Linked DNA regions of Homo sapiens: region 2 is linked to region 1. A link is a loop called in an ENCODE intact Hi-C map of the cell type or tissue named here. Cell type or tissue: IMR-90. All regions are shown on one strand.

What was found. A loop is a pair of places that touch in the nucleus more often than their neighbours do. Peaks named below come from ENCODE experiments on the same cell type or tissue, not always from the same donor. Only the 100,000 strongest peaks of a DNase experiment are listed, where the experiment ranks them.
Region 2: a loop joins it to region 1, with 4 times the contacts of the local background. A loop is called at or near these places in 3 of 110 quality-filtered maps.

Annotation. Positions count from the first base shown.
Region 1 is chr2:175,093,730-175,101,729 of GRCh38, forward strand. ATF2 (activating transcription factor 2) reads right to left here. Exons shown (of 14, transcript NM_001880.4): 11 at 3,715-3,864. Among named protein-coding and RNA genes, the nearest start is that of MIR933, 70 kb to the right of the region's middle. In IMR-90, no CTCF peak of the experiment used is centred here; a DNase peak (open chromatin) is centred at 3,762; H3K27ac peaks cover 202 bases.
Region 2 is chr2:174,760,547-174,768,546 of GRCh38, forward strand. It overlaps CHRNA1 (cholinergic receptor nicotinic alpha 1 subunit), which reads right to left and starts at 3,926. Exons shown (of 9, transcript NM_000079.4): 1 at 3,806-3,926. The coding sequence starts at 3,848. RefSeq lists a silencer at 1,335-1,629 and an enhancer at 3,927-4,426. In IMR-90, a CTCF peak has its summit at 3,076 (motif pointing left); DNase peaks (open chromatin) are centred at 1,475, 2,745, 3,045 and 4,275; H3K27ac peaks cover 2,411 bases.

The DNA of each region.
Region 1 (8,000 bases):
TTAAATGCCAATTTTCTTAAAATTTGTTTCTCTAAAGTTATGGAGTGAAAATATATATATTCTTTGGTATATTCAGCTTTTCTTCAGTTTGTGAAATTTAGGGTCAGTCTTTTTCTAAGGGTCAAGTTCTTATATTTATTAATACTCATTTTTCTGGTAGGGAGAATCCCACAGGAGCCTTAATTTTCATTTTAATTGTTCCCTCTGCTCCCCAATGAATCAGCTTGGTTATCTCAGATTAGTAAGAGAAAGAAATCTTCAGTCACTAGTAATATTGTCTAGTGTATAAGACTATAAAACAATAGGTATCTTCAAGTCTTTCACAAACCCCAAAACTGTGCCACAGAACAAATGAATATGGGTGTCAAAAAATGAACTCTTGGCCGGGCGTGGTGGCTCATGCCTGTAATCCCAGCACTCTGGGAGGCCAAGGCGGGTGGATCACTTGAGGTCAGGAGTTCGAGACCAGCCTGGCCAACATGGTGAAAACCAGTCTCTATTAAAATACAAAAAAATTAGCTGAGCGTGGTGGTGCATGCCTATAATCCTAGATAATTGGGAGGCTGAGGCACGAGAATCACTTGAACCCGGGAGGCAGAGGTTGCAGTGAGTCAAGATAACACCACTGCACGCCAGCCTGGGCAATACAGCGAGACTCAGTCTCAAAAAATACGAAAAAAAAAAAAAAAAAAAAAAAAAAGAAAGAAGAAAATGAGCTCTTGGAAATGGTGCAGAGAAAAGAACACTTTATGGCTACAGGCACACAATCCAAAGGAGAAGCCTGAAAACAATCTTTTACCTATAATTTATTATATTTAAAAATGGTATGCACAAATAAAATTTGTTTTCTCCTAATCTATGTAATACAAGTCTTATATAAAGCTCAAGATAAATTCTGCAGGTAAATTACCAAACTATTTTTCACTCTAACAAATTCCAAAAAATAAAGTTATCATTTCTTTGTCCAAATAACTAGCATTACAAAGAGAGTTATTTCATGTATAAAGTATTTCACGCCTGGGCAACATAGCAAAACCTCATCTCTACAAATAATTTAAAAAATTAGCCAAGTGCGGTGGCATGTGCTTGTGGTCCTAGTTACTCAAGAGGCTGAGGTGGGAGAGGATTGCTTGAGCCTGGGAAGTCGAGGCTGCAGTGAGCCATGATCGCACCACTGTACTCCGCATGGGCAACAGAGGAAGATCCCGTCTCAAAAAAGAAATATTTTAATTGTAATAAAGATTAAGCATTTAAATTAGAGCGTTTATTTTACTTACATAATTGCAACTTAATGTTTTAGAAAAATATTTCTATGGCTGGCTTCAAGATTTGCAATCTTGAAATTTTTTTCTTCATCCTCCTATTTTTCTTTTTCTTTTTTTTTTTGAGATGGAGTCTCGCTCTGTGGCCCAGGCTGGAGTGCAATGACGTGATCTTGGCTCACTACAACTTCCGCCTCCTGGGTTCCAAGTGATTCTCCTACTCAGCCTCCCGAGTAGCTCGGATTACAGGTGCCCACCACCACACCCAGCTTAATTTTTGTATTTTTAGTAGAGACGGGGTTTCACCAGGTTGTGGTCTCGAACTCCTGACCTCAGGTGATCCACCCGCCTCAGGCTCCCAAAGTGCTGGGATTATAGGCGTGAGCCACAACCTCCTATTTTTCTTATTGAGAATGGCAGGTTTTTTCTTTTACTCATCTGGCTGAATAAGAGAGAACAGTTTATTTTTGTTTTTAATTGATTTAACTCATTATAGCAAAGACTAATCATAAGTACTAGCAGAATAACAGAAGCTTAATTTCTGCTACTCAGAGTTACATTTGTATATTTTTATGCCTATCAAGGATTGGAGGCTTCTTAGAAGTGTATACTGCTCCTTCTCTCCCCATGTCTATTAATTCATTCTATTTCATTCAGAAAATCCTTATAGGAACTATTCTAGAAACTAAGTATAGCAGTGAACAAACAGATAAAGTCCTACCCTCATGGGGCTTCCATCCAATACAATAACATATAAGGATATAAATAAAAATTAGATCCAGGGAAACTATAGTTAGTGCAAGAAAGTAAGGACAATAAATTATATTCATTTTTTAGAAATAACCCTTTAAAAATGTAAAAAATCATACTTAACTTGCAGACCACACAAAAACACCCATGGGTTGCATATGGCCTGTGAATCATTGTTAAACCCTGAGGTATAACATTAACACATATACACAATCACTCAGCCCCTCATTTTCCCTTTTGGTCCCTAAGTAAAGTTGGTTAGTGGATGACAACCACAACTACATTTCATTATATATTAAGTTTTTAAAAGACAAGATACAGTTATGTAAATACCTATGCTTAGGTGGCAATCTAAAACTTATTTATATGTGTTTCTTTGATTGAAAACTTTTGCTTTTTAATGCCAATGCTAATATTCTTCAAGTAAAGATAAAAGGTCTAAATAGAATTCTGAAACATTTAACAGGAGTACAATAATCCTTTACTAGAAAGAATTAGAAAAGCACTGCAGGCATATAACAATATCAATCATCTCATAGGCAGTCACAAACTAGAGATAAGTGAAAGGGGTCTCTAGTATAAATAGCTGCCATAAAGCATATTTGCTCCTTTGGTGATGTTTCACAAGTTTTAATTCAGGAATCATTTGATTTATGTTAGTAATGTAATACCTACATATGTGTGTATATGTGTGAATATTTATCTACCTATTTCTCTAAAAGACTTCTGATTACCTACAAGTGAGATAAGGTTACTTATACAAATAAATAACAAAGAGTAATGTTTTACAATGAGTGAGCAAATATTAAAAGCAGAAACAAGAATTATTTGTTCTGCTAGTAACGGAAACAGAAAAAACATCTGCCTCTTTGGGACATACACACTTTAATGGTTGTAGATGGCAACACAATACTGAAATATGATATGCATTGTAATCATAAACATATGGCATTTTAGGAAAAAGGAAAATCAATAATTTTTTAAGAAGAGATCCAAAAAGATTCTTTAGAAATCTTAGTTTTGCTACTTGAAAAAGAACGTAAGATTTAGTTACATACATTTCTGAAGAACACAGCATCTCTTAACAAAGAAGTTGTTATTGTCTATAAAATTTACAGAACTTAACCTATTAAATTTTCCTATAACATCAATACTTTGGTTACATAGGAGAACAGTTCAAATCAAACCTGTTTATGCCACAGCAAGAAAAAATATCTAGTGTTAATAGTTACAGTTTATGTCAAATTTGTAGTTTTGGACAATAAGAAAACAAGATACAATTTCATTCTTCTCACTATAAGGTTCTAATATTATTTTTCTGGTTATATAACTATTTTCCAAAGTCATAACTCTATAAACTTCTTCAATCAGGAAATAGAGAGTAAAGGAAATTTCTCAAAGCAGTATTCAGTTTCACTGTCCTAAAATCAACAGAAAAAGATGTTTTCTTTAAAAAGAATTGTGACCAACATATATGGACACCCACAGAAATATTTGCAGGTGTCCTGAACAGAAACACTGCTCTATTATGTTTATTTTTGTATCAATACTTGTATACTGAGCTACCTTTTCCTGAGGCTTTTGATACATCTTTGGAATAACAACATGACCAGAGTAATATTTTTTAAATAAGCCGTAAGTTACACTGTACTTTTCTGTTTAAAGATGACAGAGTGCTGAATAATAAAAACAACACACATACCGGAGTTTCTGTAGTGGATGTGGCTGGCTGTTGTAATGACTGCGGTCGAGATTCCTCTGACTGAGTCCTAACCAATCCGCTACCATGACCTTTGACAGTATCACCATTGGTAACTGGAGGATGTTGCTGGGTCAAAGCAGCTTTTAATCTCTGCAATGCAAACACCATTAAAAATTTTTTTTAAGTCCTTAAAGATCATCATGAATATCAACAAGACAAACAATAGCACCTTGGGTAGTTTCCCTGAGTCCTTTTGCCTAGTACTACTAGAGGATTCTGTATTTTGCTGTTCCTAGTGAATTTTGAGAAAATAATAATAAAGGCCTTAAAAATGTAACATCATGTCATTGTCCAAGTAAGCACTGGCACCAAACCTGCAAACAGAGATCAAATGGGCCCAAACTGAGCCTCCTCCAAGAACCTACAGCTGGGTTTGTCTCTCTTAGGTTTTCCCTGTCCCCAGTAAGCAGATCTAGTTCTCTTTTGCTGTTGCAGGTTTGCCAGTTAATTATTGGATTGTACTGGACTCACATTCAGAGCATGACAGACCTAGTATTAGAATGAGGCCCTAGATATTTATGTCTACCACTTTATCAAGCAACAATTTGAATGAAGCTTATTATGCTATCAATAAAAATTTGTCATATGCAACTATTTTATCTCCCAACCAGTTAGTAAGCTCTCTAAGAGCAGAGATTATCTTATACTTTTGGGTATTCCTTTTAGCAACTGATATAATGATTTGCTACATAGGTACAAAACAAACATATCTGTTAACTGATAGAAATTGGTTTCTTTAGTGAAAATGGTCATATGTGATCTTTAAGGTGGTTTTGTTATGATCTGTAAATATGAAATAATTTGCACAGATAATCAGACCACAGTATCTCAGCAATGAAAGGGACTTCAGGGATCCAACAGACCTGAGACTATTATTGCTGATACTGTTCTTAATAACTGAGATGTAGTTCTTGGGCCCCAAATACATATTATTACAGGAATTGGAGTCAGAGTTATGTATATTACACTTTCCTAAGATTCTTATAGAGGTGCATCTTTGAGGGGATGGAGGCTAATAAGAGAGTGAGAGCGAGTGCAACTGAGAGACAAAAGAGAGATAGAGATGTGAGAACCATGTTGCAGCCTACCCAGTGCTTCCCAAACTTCTTAGAAATACATAACTGTCTGGGGTGTTAAGTGTTAAGAACACATATTCTTGGCAATCTTTTCCTTTCTTCCTTCCCTGAGTACAGCAGAAAGGGGTGAGTGAGAGAAGAGCTTTTAAAAAAGACCCCCAAATAATACCAGTACAAGTATTTCCATTCACTTCAACTAAGAACAATTCAGAAATTTTTATAACTATTTCAAAACTTGTAATTTCTTCCTTTTCATCTAGGCCTATCTTCTTACTGTCTATCATATGTGATCCAGATCCCATAAAAACTGAAGCATATATGAAAAGATCACCGGAATTTCAACTGAGGCAGTAATTATGCGTGAACAAATGTTAGTGGACATTTTCTCTCTCTTGTGAATCACCGTATATTCTGGGTGTGATTTTTAAAATAAAGTCAATTTGTAAAAAGAAAAGTTTTTTCTTGAGATATAAGTTACACATAGCAAGTTAACTCTGTTTAGTGTACAATCCTATTAAATTTCTTTTTTTTTTTTTTTTTTTCAAGAGGGAGTCTCGCCTGTCGCCCAGGCTGGAGGGCAGTGGCATGATCTTAGCTCACTGCAACCTTCACCTTCACGGTTCAAGCAATTCTCCTGCCTTAGCCTCCTGAGGAGCTGGGATTACAGGTGCATGCCACCACGACCGGCTCATTTTTGTATTTTTAATAGAGACAGGGTTTTGCCATGTTGGCCAGGCTGGTCTTGAACTCCTGACCTCAAGTGATCCACCCTCCTCGGCTCCTAAAGTTCTGGGATTACAGGTGTGAGCCATCGTGCCTGGCCTCTATTGAATTTTAACAAACAAATACACTCATGCAACCTACCCTACAATCAGGATACACAGCAGTTTTACCACAATAAAATCCTCATGCCCTTTCCTGTCATACTCTCCTTCTACTCCCTGGCCCTGGAAACGACTGATCTGTTTTCTGATCCCAAGAGTTTTGTCTCTTCCAGAAGATCACATACTTGGAAACATACATTGTATAGCCTTTTGAATCTGGCTTCTTTCTCTTAGCACAATGCAGTTGAGATTCACCTGTGTTGTTGTATTATCTGTAGTTTTTTAATGAGTTTTTAATTGTATAGTATCCCCATTTTACACTTTAGGAAACCAGATATCATTTGCTCAAGGATGCAGAGCTGTTAAGCTAGTTCAAATCCTGGATATAAACCCAGATCTCTTTAATTTCAAGTGCAAAATATTTCCACAGCACCATGCTGCATACTTTATCCTTGGTGCTACCAGAAAACACAGGGAAAACTCAAGACAGAGAGTCTGAAACTTTGTGGCTTAATGATTCAAAAAACAATCATAAGGATTTAGAGTGCCAAACCTGTTACTGCAACTGCTAAGCCAGGATCTGGCATGTTTTCTCCCTCTTTTCTGACAGACTACTTCTTTATGAATTATAAAAAGTACCACTTATGTAATATCCTAGTGCTTTCACTGATTAGAACATGCAATGTACTATGGTCTTATAAAGCTGAGAATACACTTTAGGTTCAGAACCTAACTCTACCTCAAACTATCTGTGACTTTGAACAAATCATTGATCTTTGAGTCTCAATTTCTTTACCTATAAAACTGGGAATAATAACTTCCTTGCAGAGTTGAATTGAAAAATAAATATAACATGTAAAACTATCTGACTCGTAAAAGAATTTTTCAGATGTCAGTTTCCTTATTTCTTTTAAGAATACTACTGAGGCCTCTATTTTCTTAGCACGGAGGTCCAAAGAATCAGGATAGTTCCTATGTTTCTGAATTTTCAAAATATCCCTAAGGGTCATCTTAAGCATTGGTTTGATCCCAGACATATTTTATATATGAGATGTAAAAAGTAAAGTAGAGGTTCCTCTTCAAAGACTCTCCTCCCCATCTAATTAGGAATAAATAGTAACTTCTCTTAGAAGCAAAATTTATTCAAAGACCTGTGCTAACATTCAAATATCTGCTAGCCGTAATAAAGAAATCAATGTACTTTATGTTCTTAGCTCCCACAATTTACCTACATATTTGCCCTGGCATGCGTATACTGGTCCAAGTAAGCATTAGGTCATAGCCTGTTCCTCTTCCTTATTTGAAGGTGTTTTTACCTTTCTTAGCATTCCACAAGTTACTTCCTCCTTCCTTTGTTCTCCTCTGCCTTTGCCTCTTTTAAAACTTCTAAGTTGCTAGCCAATCAGGACAAATACAGAATGTGAGGTCCCATTCCAGCCAATGGAAACTGGACACAGCAGTAGGGTGGATGCGTCAGGTTATAAATGACCCTGTCTCCTTTGTTCAGTGTACTCTCATGGGAAAACTGCTGGCGAGTGTACCCTTTCTGCAGAAAGTAAAAAAATTGGCCTTGCTGAGGAAATTAAATTTATGTTCAAGTGCTATTTCTTTACAGCACCGGGGAACAAGTAAGCATTCCTAACAGAGACATGCTCAAGACCATAAGAAAAACTGAATTTTTTAGAATCAAGATAAGATTCCTAGTTCCTTTTCTAAACAATCAGAAACAACTATATTAGTAGCTAAAACATAGGAAATTAGGACCCTAATTGATGGGATAATGTGGAAGTGGATGGATTAAAACTGAAATTAAATGCGGGACTAAAGTAGTAGCTGGCTAGAACCAGATAGGAATACTTAGAAAAACGATCAAGAAGTATTTAAAGTAGAAAGACCTGAGTTGGAAAAGTGTGGGTCAGAACAAAGGGAGAGAGTCTTGGGAGGTCGCCAGTCTGCATATTTATATATTTTATAAATAGAATGTTAGACATCAAAATACAATGACTAGTACCCAGTCTATAGTGATAAATTGGGGCTTTCATTTCTAGTTTTAAAATGTGCACAAATATAACTAGAAGTAGAAATGTGAGGCTTAGTAAATTATGTGTTTGGAAAAGATTTTTAAGTCCTTAGGTAGAAATTATCATAGAATTGAAGAGCATTTAAAGTTTTACAGTGAAGAGCTTAACTCTCAGAATTAATGAAATACAGTAACTGCACATAGGGGAGCCTGAAGTACATAAACATCACTCTCTTGAATAATCTTTAGTAGGGCAAGTTACTACCTTATAAAGCACTTAAAAGCAGCATCAGTATTCATTCATTA
Region 2 (8,000 bases), 330 kb before region 1:
GGGGGGGAGAGAGGGATCGGGTGGGACTCCTTAATGTGCTTGATGTTTCCCTTTGGGATGATGAAAACGTTCTGGAAATAGATAGTGGTGATGGTCTTATAACATGTGAATGTACTTAATGCCACTGAATTGTATACTTTAAAGTGGTTAAAATGGTAAATTTTATGAAATGGGTATTTTACCACGATTTTTTAAAATATCACTGCTGGCAGGTCCATGTCCCAGTTAAGTTGTTAAAATAGAGTGAAAACTGTGCTTTGTTGACCTGGGTTTGGGGCTCCTAGTTGGAACATAAGCGATTCCAAGGAATCTTTACTACATTTTCCTTCAGTATAGAGAGCAATATCATCTAATACTCTCAGAACCCACGGCCCCCTTTTCTATCTACACCCCTTTTCAATCTTCATCAGCCACAGATGAAGCAGGAGGGCAGACATTCTTACCTGAGATTCAGGGAGGTTGGACCACTTGTCCAAGGTCATGTGACCAGTAAGGGCAAAGCTCAGATTGGAATCCTGTCATTTTGTGCTGAGCTTCTGGGCTAATTCTTGGTACTAACAGTGTGTTGTGAGCTGTCCTGGAAACTCAGAACTGCAAGTGCCACTATTCCTATGAGAAAATGTGTTCCAAATCCCAAGTGTCTTATGAAGGATCTTTGTAATTCAAGCCTTCCGTGGGTTGGGGACTGTGTGTTCAGAGCTGGGAGAGGAAGTAGACACATGATACATTTGCCTTCATTCACGTAACCAGATCTCCCCTTTCCGCAGGTTATTGCTGAGGCTGCAGTGCAGTAGCTCAATTACAGCTCACTGCAGCCTTGACCTCCCAGGCTCAAGCAATCCTCCCACCTTAGCCTCCCCCAACCAAGCAGCTGGGACCACATCTCTATAAAAAATACAAAAATTACCTGGGTGCGCACCACCACACCCAGCTAATTTTTGTATTTTTTGTACAGATGGGGTTTTGCCACATTGTTCAGGCTGGTCTCAAACTCCTGAGCTCAAGCCATCCACCCACCTCATCCTCCCAAAGTGCTGGGATTACAGGCAAGAGCCACCTCACCCGGCTAGTTTCACACGTTTTCTGAACCCAAAATGTTCCAAGGGCACTCAGTGCCCAACCACGCAGAGATTTCACATGACATTTCCCTAAAGCCACCTGCATTTGAGGACTCTTGAAGGGAATATGTTGTTTGAATATTCCGTTTTTGCAACCACCCCATTGAGCCCCTGGGACTTGATAATCCTTCTGTCCTCTATGCATTTTCTATCCTGGGCCTCATCCATCCCATGGTGGAGTTGCAGACTGGAATGGATTACTGAGCACCTTGGCCATTGAATTTGAAGCTGTTGCTTTGGCCTTGCCTTGGGCTGCTTATTTTTAAATGACTGTTCACTCCAGTTTGACAGGAAGAACATATTAGAAAGCAGAGGGCAGAGCAGATGGTCAGCATTATGTAGCAGGAGAACTATGCAGACCAACCCTATGGCCCACTAAGAGGAAGGGGAGGATGACAGAAGCAGACATAATCAGCATTTCAGAGACAGTCACCTCCTCCTTTCCCACCCTAGCCAATAACAAGGTGCCTGTTCCTTCCATAAGGAATTTCTAAGGAAGGAGGGCTTCATTTCTTAGATTGGTTCACTGGTATTCTTTTCTTTTTTCCTCCCCAGCACAGGGTAGAGTGATAGAAAACTCACAGGGCTCAAAGTCAGAACTCTATGATTCTCTTCCCAACTCCCATATGGCCTGGAGAGTTGGATTAGTTCTTCATGGATTCAACGAATCACAGTAAATACTTTTGTAAAAAGGTAGGGTGTAAATAAACAAATATGCAAATAAAAAATTAAATAATGTCAAATTCCCCTTTTTAGCAAGATTATATTTGTAATCTTTATTCAGATGATGGTAACATTAATTTATTCATGAAATATTTGTTGAGCATTTACTGTAAGCAAAGCATTGTTTTGGGAGCTTCGAGATATTCAAAACTGAATCCTTCTTCCTACCCTCATGGAGATTGACATTTGTCATTTACGTAAATAACTGTGAACAAGTTGGAAAGTGATATGCCGTAAGAAAGACGGCAATGAAGTGCTTGAGATTCCAGAGGCAAAGAAAAGAAAAAGTTGAAATGAAAAGTGCTGTATAAATAGAACAGAGATCACGCTGTGTTAAGCTAACACAGGAAAAGAGTCCCTGATATAAATGACAATTTTGTCTACAAAGGACTGATTCTAAGAAGGGAAACTCAACCACAGTTTCAAAGTGTTCCTTTTGTACCACACTGGTTCCATTTGTATTTGTATGTAGGAAATAGCTCCCTGGGCTGGGCAAAAGAAATTTTGAACTGTTACTAGTCCCATGGATCATTATTATCTTAACCTGATTCTGTATCTCTTGCTACCTTTGGCTAGTTCAGGCTGTGTTTTCTGACTGTGCATGTAATAAACCAAGTCTCCAACTGACCACATTCCAAAATGTATAAATTAAGTGACCTTGGGCAGGTCAGCTTTAGTTTCCTTGTAATAAAAAATTGAGGATGTTGGACTGCCTGATCTAGCTCTAAATTTCTATAAAACACCCATGGAAATCAATGCCAGCAAACTCGAGATTTGACCTAAATACATATCACATACTTCTTTAATAGCTAATCATGCATTTTTGGTTAGCAATAACCAAAATCCTAAGAGATCTCTTAAGGATGTTTACATTAAAGCATATCATTTAAGAATTTTCCTGTGACTGTGGTTTTGCGTGCACGCATGTGTGTGCACGCGCGCGCACACACACACACACACACACACACACATCAGGCCAGCTTTGGCTGGACAGAGTCCAAATCCCACATGATATAATTTATCTGAGTTTAGGCTCTTTCACTCAACTCTGATATTGAAAAAAATTAATAATAAAGCTTTTTGCCTCTTGACCAGAAGGCCTGTGTTTTTCAGAGCAATATTGGAAATGAAAAATCACAGGATGTCAGCCACCTTGTTTCTCAGTTGGGATGATATCACCAGTAAACTTTTATGTGAAGCAATCAGCAAACATCTCCTGTTTCCCTCTAGCGGAAGTCTGGGATTCAGGATGGTGTTTCAGCTGCTGTGTTAGGACACATTCCAGAGTAGAATGCAGGTCAAATGCTGTGCAAGGTTTTATAGTTTCAATTCAAACCCAAACCTATATATAGTAACATCTTAAAAAAAAAAAGTAGGTAGGAATGTATTCATATGGAATTTTTTTTAACTTCAGAAATTTTGAAAAAATTAAAAAATATTTGTCTCTGTGGAGAGAGTTTAGTTATGATTATTAACTGGTTTCTATCTCCAGCACATGTAGCTGTCAATCAGTCCTCTTTATTATTAGAATTCTCCTGGAGCAGTAAAGGGACTTGTTAACTCCATTGTATGTGATTATAAGGCACTGTTCTAAGTATCCATAGTTGTTTAAATATGAACCCCCGGACACTACCATGATCCACAAGTGGTCCAGGTCCTACAAATGGTGCCGAGTGTTCAGAGGGATGAGTCGGCTGCCAGGCATGATGGAGGGAGAGACATGCGTGTCTATCTTGAAGTCTTTGACCAGGCAGTTTCTATTTTAATTAGATAAGGCAAACTAAAAATCTTTATCCAAAAACTCAATCAAGCTAACATCAGGAAGAAACTGACAGAGCAGCCCCTGGTTGGGGAGGCTCTGCCATTCTGTGGTCTCATCAAAGAAGCAAGACTTTGATTTGGGGGCCTCCAGCACTTTAGCCTCAAAGGAGAGCCCTCTCCCCACCCCTGACCCCAGCACTTACCTGAGCAAAGGCTAAAGAGCAGGAGGAGAGGCCAGGGCTCCATGGGCTACCGGAGCTTGTGTGGACCAGGGCAGAGTGGTGGCCTGTGCTTCTCACTGGCACTCTGGCTGGGTGCTTGTCTGCTGGAGGGTTTGGAAAGCGAGTCGGCTCACTAGAGCTATTGTTTTACACCACCTGTTTGTGGGAGCGACAGCTGGGCTGCCCTCAGCCCTGGAGCCCAGGGAGTTACTGGGACTGTACACCATTACAGATATGCCTCACTTTACACAATTGCTTACCCTTGACAAGCTGAGTATGAACTGCATTATATTTTAAATGCACCAGTAGTCAGATCTTAATGAAAAAAAAATGTATAGGAAGGAAGGAATTATTTTAAATGGTGAGCAAACTGCCTCTCTTTTGTGTAAACCAGAACCTCATCTCTGTGGGTTGACTTGATTAGGGTCATTTGGTCTGAGTAGATAGTCAGCTGTTTGTCCTAAACCACAAAAATCCACATTCTGCAAACATGGCTTCAGTTTCATTTCCTCTGCTTCAGTGTTAGGCTGAGGGTGCCGGGGGCTTTTCTGACTGCCTGGATTTCAGAAAAGTGTAGCTGGTGTTGAGTCTGCTGCTGGGAAGCCCCCACGTTGATTGGGTTTGGTTTTTAACAAAGACAGCTTCTTCCATAAAACTGGCTTTACTGGCCCCCAGAGTGGCTGTTCCAACCCCTGCCTCTGTATCAGGCAATACCTATCCCACACGAACCATTAGCTGGAGCAAATTGCCCACGTCCTATGCACTGTGATTCAAGCGAAGAGTAATTATTGGGAAAAAGTGTCCCACCGCATCAGCAGTCGTTCCGGGTTCCTGCCTCCTTCCATCCGTCCCTCTGCCTACTCTCACTCAGGGAAGCAAAGAGCAGAGTGGTTCAGCTTTTCAATTATCTTGCTTGAAAAACATCCTAAAAACCAGCAGTTAGTAATTTCTCAGTCTGAGAAGTATTGTTACCCTAGCTGTGCTTCTTTGCAGGGTGTGAGGTGAGTTCCCAGAAGGAGACAGTTACTTAAAGGTACCCTGCCTGTTCCTTCCAGGCCTCCTTCCCACATGGAACTAGGTGAGAAAGGTCCTCTCACCTCAAGCCCACAACAACATCCTGACAGATCCTCTCATTCCAGTGGATCCAAACAAATCATTAGAGAAGGGGCTTGGAGGGTAGAGGAGAGAGCTGCAAGCTCATACTATTTATATTTTTTGTTTAAACTGTGGGAGATCAGTTAACTGTTTGCTAAAAAAAAATTTGGTTCTCTCCCTTCCATGGAATAGCCCCGTGGCAGAAATACAACCCCCACCCTCTGACCAGCCCCTTCCATCTAAATGGAGCCATGGGACTGACCTCTGGCCAGTGGCATGAGTGGAAAAATGTTCTCAGACTCACAAACCTACCAGAGCTCAGCCCCGCCCTTCTAGTCTTCTGACCGGCTAGAATGGACATGGTCCCAAAGTTAACCTTAGAAACCATGTTCTGAAGGTGGTGTTGCTTTTGACATTCTGAATCCTTGAATGACTGCATGGAGGGGGACCCCCTATCCACCTGCTCACCACCCAGCACTATTTCAATGAAAACAAAACATGCATCGTGCTGAGCCATCAAAATCCTTGGGTTTATTTGTACAGCAGCTAGTGTTCCGTAATTAATAAAATATGTAATCCTTTGCACTAGTATCCTGAGGTTAAAAATAAATTCTAAAATATGTAGCACTGCAGCAGAAGGCAAGAAAATTGATACTGGAGGCTGAAAATATGAAGACCCATGTTATATGGTATCAAATCATTTCATAAACTGTTGTCCTCAATTACTTGGTGAACAATGTGTCTACTGAGCCTGTAGCTCCCAGAATAGAGGCTGGTAAACCCAAAGTTAGTGCACCATGGCTCTTTCTGGCTTTGTTTAGCAAGTCAGTACAAGGAAGAGCTGAGCTCAGGCAAAAATGTGCTGGTTCAAGAGCAGAAATGAAAAGAAATAGAATGAGTCCAGAAATGTGGAGTCTTCTGTTTTGAACTTCAAAAGAGTAAGTGAAAACATGGAATAAAGGCTTTGAGCAACCAAAGCCCGTTAAGACTTCTCTTTAAACAGGCAGTTTCATCACCACAGCAAAGATCACTTTAAGGGTGCTTTCTTCACAGCCAAATCTATTTTTTTTTTCAGATGGCTTCAAGATGGCTGCTATTAAGTTGAAGGAGAGAGGTATAGTGGTTAGGATGCAAAGAAATTAATCAGATTAAAGAATTGTGACCATGTGTGTATATAGGCACATGGGAATGATGGAAACAAATATTGCAGAAGCTTACTCAGTATTTGAAGGAATTATATTGCCAAAGAGTTCATTAACCCAGGCTACAAAAGTTTTGGTTGTTCAAGGCTTAAAGCAGTCCTTGAGTTCCCAAACACACACGGCCAGAAAGCAGGCTCCAAGATCTGCACAGTCTTCCAAAAAGGGTGCTTTCTCCATCCCCTCCTTCAATTGTGGCCGTGAGGGAAAGTGGGCAAGGAAGAACCTCCCCGGGGCATAGCCAGGAACCTCAAACAGCAACGGACAAGGGAGTTCCACCCACAGAGCAGAATCGGGTCGAATCGAGGAATCTGTTGAGACCTTCTCTGTGCCTACCCTGGCTTTCTGCTTACTGCCAATGCCTGCAACCCTGTAACCGAGGGATTTTTTTTTCTTTTTTTTTGGCCATGGGAACACATGAAACAAGCCTGAGATGCTAAAGTGTTACTGCCTCCAGAAACAGGCCTCAACCAATGTTGGAGGATAAATATCCCCGCCCCATCTCCCCTTGGACTGGGTAACCCCCAAGCGTGCCCTACACTCTATGTCTGTGGGAGTGAGTTCCTGTTGCCCATGATGGAAATGGCTCAATAACCCTCCCTTTATTGGCTTCCTCTCCTTCTCTGTCTCTTCTCCCCAATCTGCCACCTCTCAAGTCAACTCAATACAGGGTCAGGGGGACCTCAACTCAAGACAGAATTTCTCCCACTGCCTGGCATGGGGTCTTCACAGTGATATCATTGGAGGCTTTCCCCCTTTATTGCCACAGTTTAAACAAACTGTGATCTCCCACAATTTAAACAAAAAAATCTCTTCTAAAGGTGAACAGTTGAAACCATAGACTAAAAAAAATTACTAAAACTACTATTAATATTATCCTCAGGAGTAAACTGTTTTTTTCATTTAAAAGTTTATTATTCAAGTAATTTGAATTTATTTTAGAGAAATTAGAGAACAGATGAATGAAAAGACCTGCTATCCTTCTACCCAGAATATTTATTTTGATGTTTTAGTTTGTGTCTGTTCAGACCCTGTTTCCATGCATTCCATTCATTCATTCACTAAAAATTTTTTCACTGGGTTTTGCTATGTGCCAAGCAGTGTTCTAGGCATTTGGAATACATCAATAAACACAGCAGACAAAGATTCCTGGTTCTCAGGAAAAATGCATTCTAATTGGAGGAGATGGATGATTAAAAAAATATATATTTTTTACAATTTATTTTTATATATATTACATATGTTATATATTACATAAATAAGATATATATCCTTTTAACAATTTATTTTTATATCATATGTTATATAATATATGGTTATATATTATATATATACATATATGTTTGACTGTATATGTTTACATATATGTTTACATGTATTATATGTTTACATATATTATATATAAACATATATTATATATACATATACATATATTATAAATAAAATATATATAAATGTATATATAAATATATTTATATATTTATATATGAAATACATATATTATATATAAACATACATAATATATAAACATTATATATTATATATAATATACAAACATATACAATAAATTATATATGTAAACATATACAATAAATTATATATGTAAACATATACAATAAATTATACATGTAAACATATATAATATATAAATTGTAAAAAGATGTATATTTTTTATTTATATAAAATATATATTTTTATATATTTTTTCTTATATGTTATATAAATAAGATATATATAATTTATATAAGTAAATTGTTATAACTAATAAGTAAATTGTTTAATGTGTCATCAGGTAAAAATTGCTATAGGAAAAAGAAAAAGCAGAGCAGGATAAAAGGGGACCAGGACAGCTGGAAGGGGATTGCAATTTTAAACACAGCAGG